Linked DNA regions of Homo sapiens: region 2 is linked to region 1. The links are chromatin loops, found by intact Hi-C in ENCODE. Cell type or tissue: OCI-LY7. All regions are shown on one strand. Links, peaks and the distances in the headings refer to the core of each region. The heading gives the core; the rest is flanking DNA.

What was found. Peaks named below come from ENCODE experiments on the same cell type or tissue, not always from the same donor. Only the 100,000 strongest peaks of a DNase experiment are listed, where the experiment ranks them.
Region 2: a loop joins it to region 1, with 4 times the contacts of the local background. A loop is called at or near these places in 2 of 110 quality-filtered maps.

The regions. Positions count from the first base shown.
Region 1 is chr21:34,640,995-34,643,906 of GRCh38, reverse strand. No RefSeq gene overlaps it. Among named protein-coding and RNA genes, the nearest start is that of CLIC6, 27 kb to the left of the region's middle. RefSeq lists enhancers at 1,091-1,210, 1,471-1,520, 1,531-1,580. In OCI-LY7, for the core only: no CTCF peak of the experiment used is centred there; a DNase peak (open chromatin) is centred at 1,606.
Region 2 is chr21:34,706,608-34,709,519 of GRCh38, reverse strand. It overlaps CLIC6 (chloride intracellular channel 6), which reads right to left. Exons shown (of 6, transcript NM_053277.3): 2 at 2,131-2,240; 3 at 1,451-1,576; 4 at 714-820; 5 at 1-163. Among named protein-coding and RNA genes, the nearest start is that of LINC00160, 29 kb to the left of the region's middle. In OCI-LY7, for the core only: no CTCF peak of the experiment used is centred there; a DNase peak (open chromatin) is centred at 1,309.

The DNA.
Region 1 (2,912 bases), core at 50-2,549:
TGACCCAGCAATCCCACTCCTAGGAACCTTTCTCAAAAGTACACTGGCCAAAAATGCAAAGGAGATATGTGCACAAGCTACTCACTGAAGTGCTGTTTTTATTAGCAAAAGGCAGGAAACAAACCAAATGTCCGTCAATAAGGAACTGGTTAAGTTAGAAACTGGTTGAGTAAATCAGGATATATGCGCGCAATGGAGATGAGTGAGTAATTGTTCCCTATATCACTATGGAATGGTTTCCAGGGGACAGTTTCAAGTGAAAAAAGGAAGAGAGAGAGAAGAGTAAAAAAGGGTGAGATGGGGTACACACGCAAGCACACGTTGTGTTGGGACACGCAGGCCAGGAAAGAGGGAGATGAGAGACCTCTAGCTCTGGTCTCCAATGAGTCCAGAGAAAAACAGCAGAGATGGTGTCTCTGAGCAGAATTCTAGAGTTTCCTGTTGTCTTCTTCTTTCCTAGGCTGTTCCTGGATCCCTGAGTCCCTCAGTGGCAGTCTACTCTGAGCATCATCTCTAGGTTCTGACCCCCAAAGGCAACATCCAGCTATTCATATCATGGCAACATCATGCTTCCCTGCAAGTGTCATTAATACTCTTCTACCGTAGAGGGGCTCTTCAGAGGAAAGGGTATAAATTAGCAGCCAGGCTTGTTCACTAGGGGGCATTTTATAAGATCATAAATGGTAATGGAAAAAGGACTTGGAAGGTAAAATAAATGAACATAGGTACAATTCTTTTGCTACAATTTTTGTGACAAAAAACCCAGCCAGATGCGGTGGTGCACACATGTAATCCCAGCTCAGGAGGCTGAGGATCTCTTGAGCCCAAAAGTTCAAGACCAGCCTGGGCAACATAACTGGACCCAGTCTCAAAAATAAACTAAAATAGGCCTGAACCCTCTAACGTGCATCTAGAGAGACATCCAATGCTCTCACTGATATCTGAATAAATTGCCAGGCGTAATAGTCATTCCTGTGGTCACTGTGGTTGTCTCCCTATCATTCAGCCACACCATGGGCAGGAAGTGTGCAGACTGGTCTCTGCTATAGGGCTGAGTCCTGGGATCATTCCACCACGTGCATTTCCATTCACAGCCAACCACACCCATCACCCATGGCACATGTGATGGTGGCACCCAGCACCCAGAGCCAGGCAGGACTTGCCGCTGGTGCTCTCTCCTAGCTGGGAACCAACCCAGGAGGCTGTAGGTTTGAGCACTCCTTCTTGGTTCCCTAGGGACTGGAAGTTGCACGCACTGTCAGCCAGCCATGGCTAAAGAAAGTGAAAAGTGAGGGAGTGAGCGAGAACAGAGAAAGTCCCAGGGCTGGTGTTCCACTAGCGTGCTGTGGCTCTAGTGACCACCTCTGCCTCACAGGTCTTGCAACTGAGATACAAAAACTTTTGATTCTGTGGCTTCAATACCAAGCTCAGCTCTGTAGGTCTTTGAAGTGAGCCCATTCAAGCCAAAGATTTGAGACCTTTGGACATTGTGAGGAATCACAACATGACCAAAGGCAGGTGGGGACTTGAATCTGCACATTAAGGGAAGGAAGCCTGCCCCAAAGGCATCACACATGACTAGGCAGCAGGTGGGTGACTGATGAGTCTGGGTTCACATCCTGAAGCTTTGCCTTGTGGGTGGGGACCATGCTTTACTGTGAGCCCTGCACCTGCTCTCAAGCCCTTCAAGGTGCCTTTTCCTCTCTACTAATGATCTGAGCAATGGACTTTTGTAACAGATCCCGGGGCACTCTAGGCTACCACCCAAGGCACTGCTTTTCTGCCATCCAGGTATCTGGGAAGTCAATTCATAATCAGTAGGTTTCTTGGAAAACATGGACTAGGGGTACAAAGAGGCATTTATCATCGATTATGAGAGAAGTCAGAAAACACAGTGCCAGCCTCAATGGCCCTGGGTGCTGAGATGCTGTGTCCAACACTTTCTGACCTTCTCCCTTTTTAAAAAAATTCTAGACTCCATGCTGTTCCCTTGATCTTTCTTCAGCTGTTCTAAATATTGCCTAAGCCACAGGTTTCTCCTAAGTTCAGTAGGTCCACTGAGACTTCCTAAGACCAAGCTTACATTAATCTGGAGAAGGTGGTGCAGGATTCAGGAGGACGAGAGAGACCTCAGGTTGAAACAGGAGAGTTTTTACTGAGTGTACTCGGGCCCAGCTGACTCAACGTCCAAAAGACTGGGCCCAGAACAAAGACAGCACCTGACTTTTATACACACTTTACAAAAGGGGGTGGGCTAGCTTGAAGTAAGCTTACAGTGGCATGAAAGCAGGGATACTGAGGCAGGACAAAGACAGGATTGCACATGACCGTTGCCAAGCAACCCAGATGTCCGTTATCTAGTTTTGCCTGGGCATGGGCTTATCCTATAACCTTTACTATGGTGCCCAGGCAGCTGTAGTTTGGGCCTACTCAAGCTTCTTATGACCTTTGTTGTACTTCTTAGAGAAAACAGAATACTTGAAGTCACTAGTTACAGAGAAGAGGAACCTACAAACTCATTTCATAAAACAAAGGAAATTTTTTTTTCTATGTTGAGGGAGTGCTGGGAGAGTCTTCAGAGCACATTAGATAACATTATTAGGACCTTTCCTGGGTCTGGGCTGTGCCTGTTGCTGCCTCTGGGACAAGTCAGCCTAATACAGGAAAACTTTTTTTTAAATTTTATTTTTTTTTAATTTCCAGCCTCAAAGGGACCAACCCATCTTAGAGACTTCTACAGACAGCCCGTCCCCCTGTTAGGTGACGATTTTACCAGTGTAGACCTCCCAGGATGCATTATCACTGCCAGCATCTGAGGCACTTGTAGTAACCACTTTACGCGGACCTGAATCATGAATGCTTTCCATGGAAGTGACTCAGAGGAAAAACTATTTTCAAAGCAAGAATTGGCA
Region 2 (2,912 bases), core at 313-2,812, 65 kb before region 1:
GGTAAGAGGTTGCAGTCAGCCAGCGTCAGCTCGTCCCCATCCAGAAACTTCCTTCCAGAAACAGTGACATCCTCGGTGCTGTAGGCATCTATTTCATCAGGCAGAGGGCTATTTAAGTAATTATCCAGCTTCCTCAGGGCCTTCAGCAGGTTCTTTTCATGAACTAAAACAGAAGGGCAAGAAATCACAAAGAGAGGTTTGCAAGTGCATGTCACTTTTCACCAGCTGTGATGGAGTTTGCTTCCCTTCCTCGCTGAGATGTGGCCAGCAAGCAATGGGTGCTGGGAAGGCAGCAGGTGGATGTAGAATATCTGAATAAAGGGCTCACTCCTCCCTGGAAAATCACACTGCTGTCTACACAATATTGCTCCTTCTAGAAGTGATTTATTTATTCAAAAATACTTATGGAAAGCCTGTGGGGAGACGTGGACTGGCAGAAACATCATTGAACATGATTCCCATGGTGTGTCCGGAACACCTGGGTGATGACTATTTTCCCTAAAAATGTTGTTTTCTGAGTTCCCAGCCTCAAAAGAAGCATTCATCTCTTGAAGCCCACGTGCAGATTCAAAGTTGGAGGCACTTTTTCTGTAGCTCCAGACTCACTTCTCTACCCACTGGGAAATAGATGGGAATACCCCAGGAGCGTATGGGCCGCCATGCTAAGACTCAAGTCTGTGTTGAAACAAAACAGGAGGATGGGAGGTACTCACTCTCATTTGCATCCTTCTTCGTGTTTTTTATAAACGCTGAGAATTTGGCAAACACGTCATTTCCTGCGGAATTAGATTCGGGATGTTGGGTCCCCAGCTTGGGATACCTTGAAAAGTTCAAAATTGGAGGATCACAGACAAGTGATGTTTTAGTGAAGATAATACTATACAATGGAGAAAAACAGCTTTCTCTGGGCATAAAAATGAAAAGCTTTCCTTCAACGTTTTCCTGACCCTTTTCCTCTCAAAGGTTGGGAAGTAACAACATCTAGGAGAATGGCACTGGACGGAGAGGTTTGGATTGTTGCTGTTTCCTGGCAGTGGCCAGTTCTGGGACACAGGACCCCACCTGGCCTTGCTGGTCTCAGGTGCTTCCCTAGTAAAACGAAGGGGATGGAGTAGAAATAGCTCCCCCGAGGTCCAAAAATCCATGATACTTCTTCCTAACACATACTCCATAGCTTCCAGCAGGGTGTCTAGGATACAGCCAACCACCCACCCTGGACCCATCTCCTCCCACTTCCTGCCATCAAACTGTGATTGCCAAGCTGCAGGTGCAGCACAATGAAACCCAGGTCCCCGAACTCTAATCTGGTTACACCAGGGTTATGATTAAGGAAGTGAGCACCGTGGGCTGCAGAAAACCACACACACACACACTGCCCAGAGCTTTAGAACTGACTACTAGTGGGGGAAAGTGACAATCAAGTTATGAACACTGGTTTTCTGAGGCCTACCTCGGGGGAGCTAATTTCTCCTCTAAGAACTCCTCGATCTTATTCACATCCGTCTTGACTTCACCATCAAAAGTCATGAAAGGAGGGTTTGTTCCGGGAGCCAGGTTCTGCAGGTCTGCGGGTTTCCTAGGTGGGAGGAAACAGCAGTGTTTATGGGCCACCGTGAGAATCTGGACTCATTTCCAGGGCTTAGCCGCGTCCTCACCAGTTTAAGAGAAGCAACTCTTGAGAACTGCAAAGTAGATGGTGGGTTTATGAAAATGTCTTGCTGGCGATGAAAGTAAAGGCATTCATTAACAAATGATGGGCTTGTTGAGGTGCCCCTTTGTGAATACGGAGCACAAAGGGGCATATCAACAAACAGAGGTGAAAAAGTTAACTCTCCCCAGTGTTATCAGCCAGGGATGGTGCTCAGACAGGCTTGGGAGAGTCACAGCTGACCAGCAACTGGAGAAGCAGGTTCTTCACGGCACCCCCAACTCCTCCTCCTTCCTGACTCCAGCCCAGCCGACCCTGTCATGACTGCTTGGCCCACATGTGGGCTTCAGTTCAGACTCCGACTGAGGATGGACGTGCCCATGCAGCACCGTTGGCCTCAGGTGTGTGTGTGTGTGTGTGTGTGTGTGTGTGTGCAGAGAACTAGGTACAGTTATTTCAGTAAGGCAGACGCCTTGTCTTACCTTTTCAGGTCCACTGTGGTCACATTAAATATAACGCCTTTCAGCCAGAGAATCATAAAGAGACGCTGAGAAAACGGGCAATTTCCGATACTCTCACCATCATAACCAGCCTACAAGTGGAGAAGGAGATTTCTATCTGAGCCAGTCTCACAATTATAAGTGCCAACACCACAACATGCACATGCAAAATCATTGCAGGTTGATAAGAACGGTCAGGATGCTGCGAATATCCTCCTGAGGCCATTTTACCAGCCTCAATGTGGAGTTGGCGGTGGATGTAGGGGTTAGGGGAGAGAACACCACACACGCACGCACATGCACATGTATGCACTGCACTGAGCATTTTCTTTCTTCCTTCCCCACCACCTCACCACTGCCTGCCACACTGGGCCTCTGAGCAGCAGCTCACTGATGGAAGGAGCAGCAATGGGAACTCCCTTTATCACCAATGTGAAAAAGAAAGACACGCCCTTTCCTTCCCTCTATCTCTCGATCCTCTCCAAGGATCAACTATTCTTAGCAGCTTTGGTATAATAGCTAAAACCTGGAAACAACCCAGATACTATCAAGAGTAGAATACTTGTGTCAGTGTAGTATTTCCATGCCTTGAGATACTACACCACAATGGAAAAGAATTAGCTATTATACAAGCAACAGTGTGGGTGCATCTCACACACACAATGTTGAGAGAAAGACACCAGACTCAAAGCTTCCTGCATGATTCAGGGTAGGTAGAGGGCAAACTTGTCTATGATGGTGGAAGTCAACAGCAGATGTCCCTG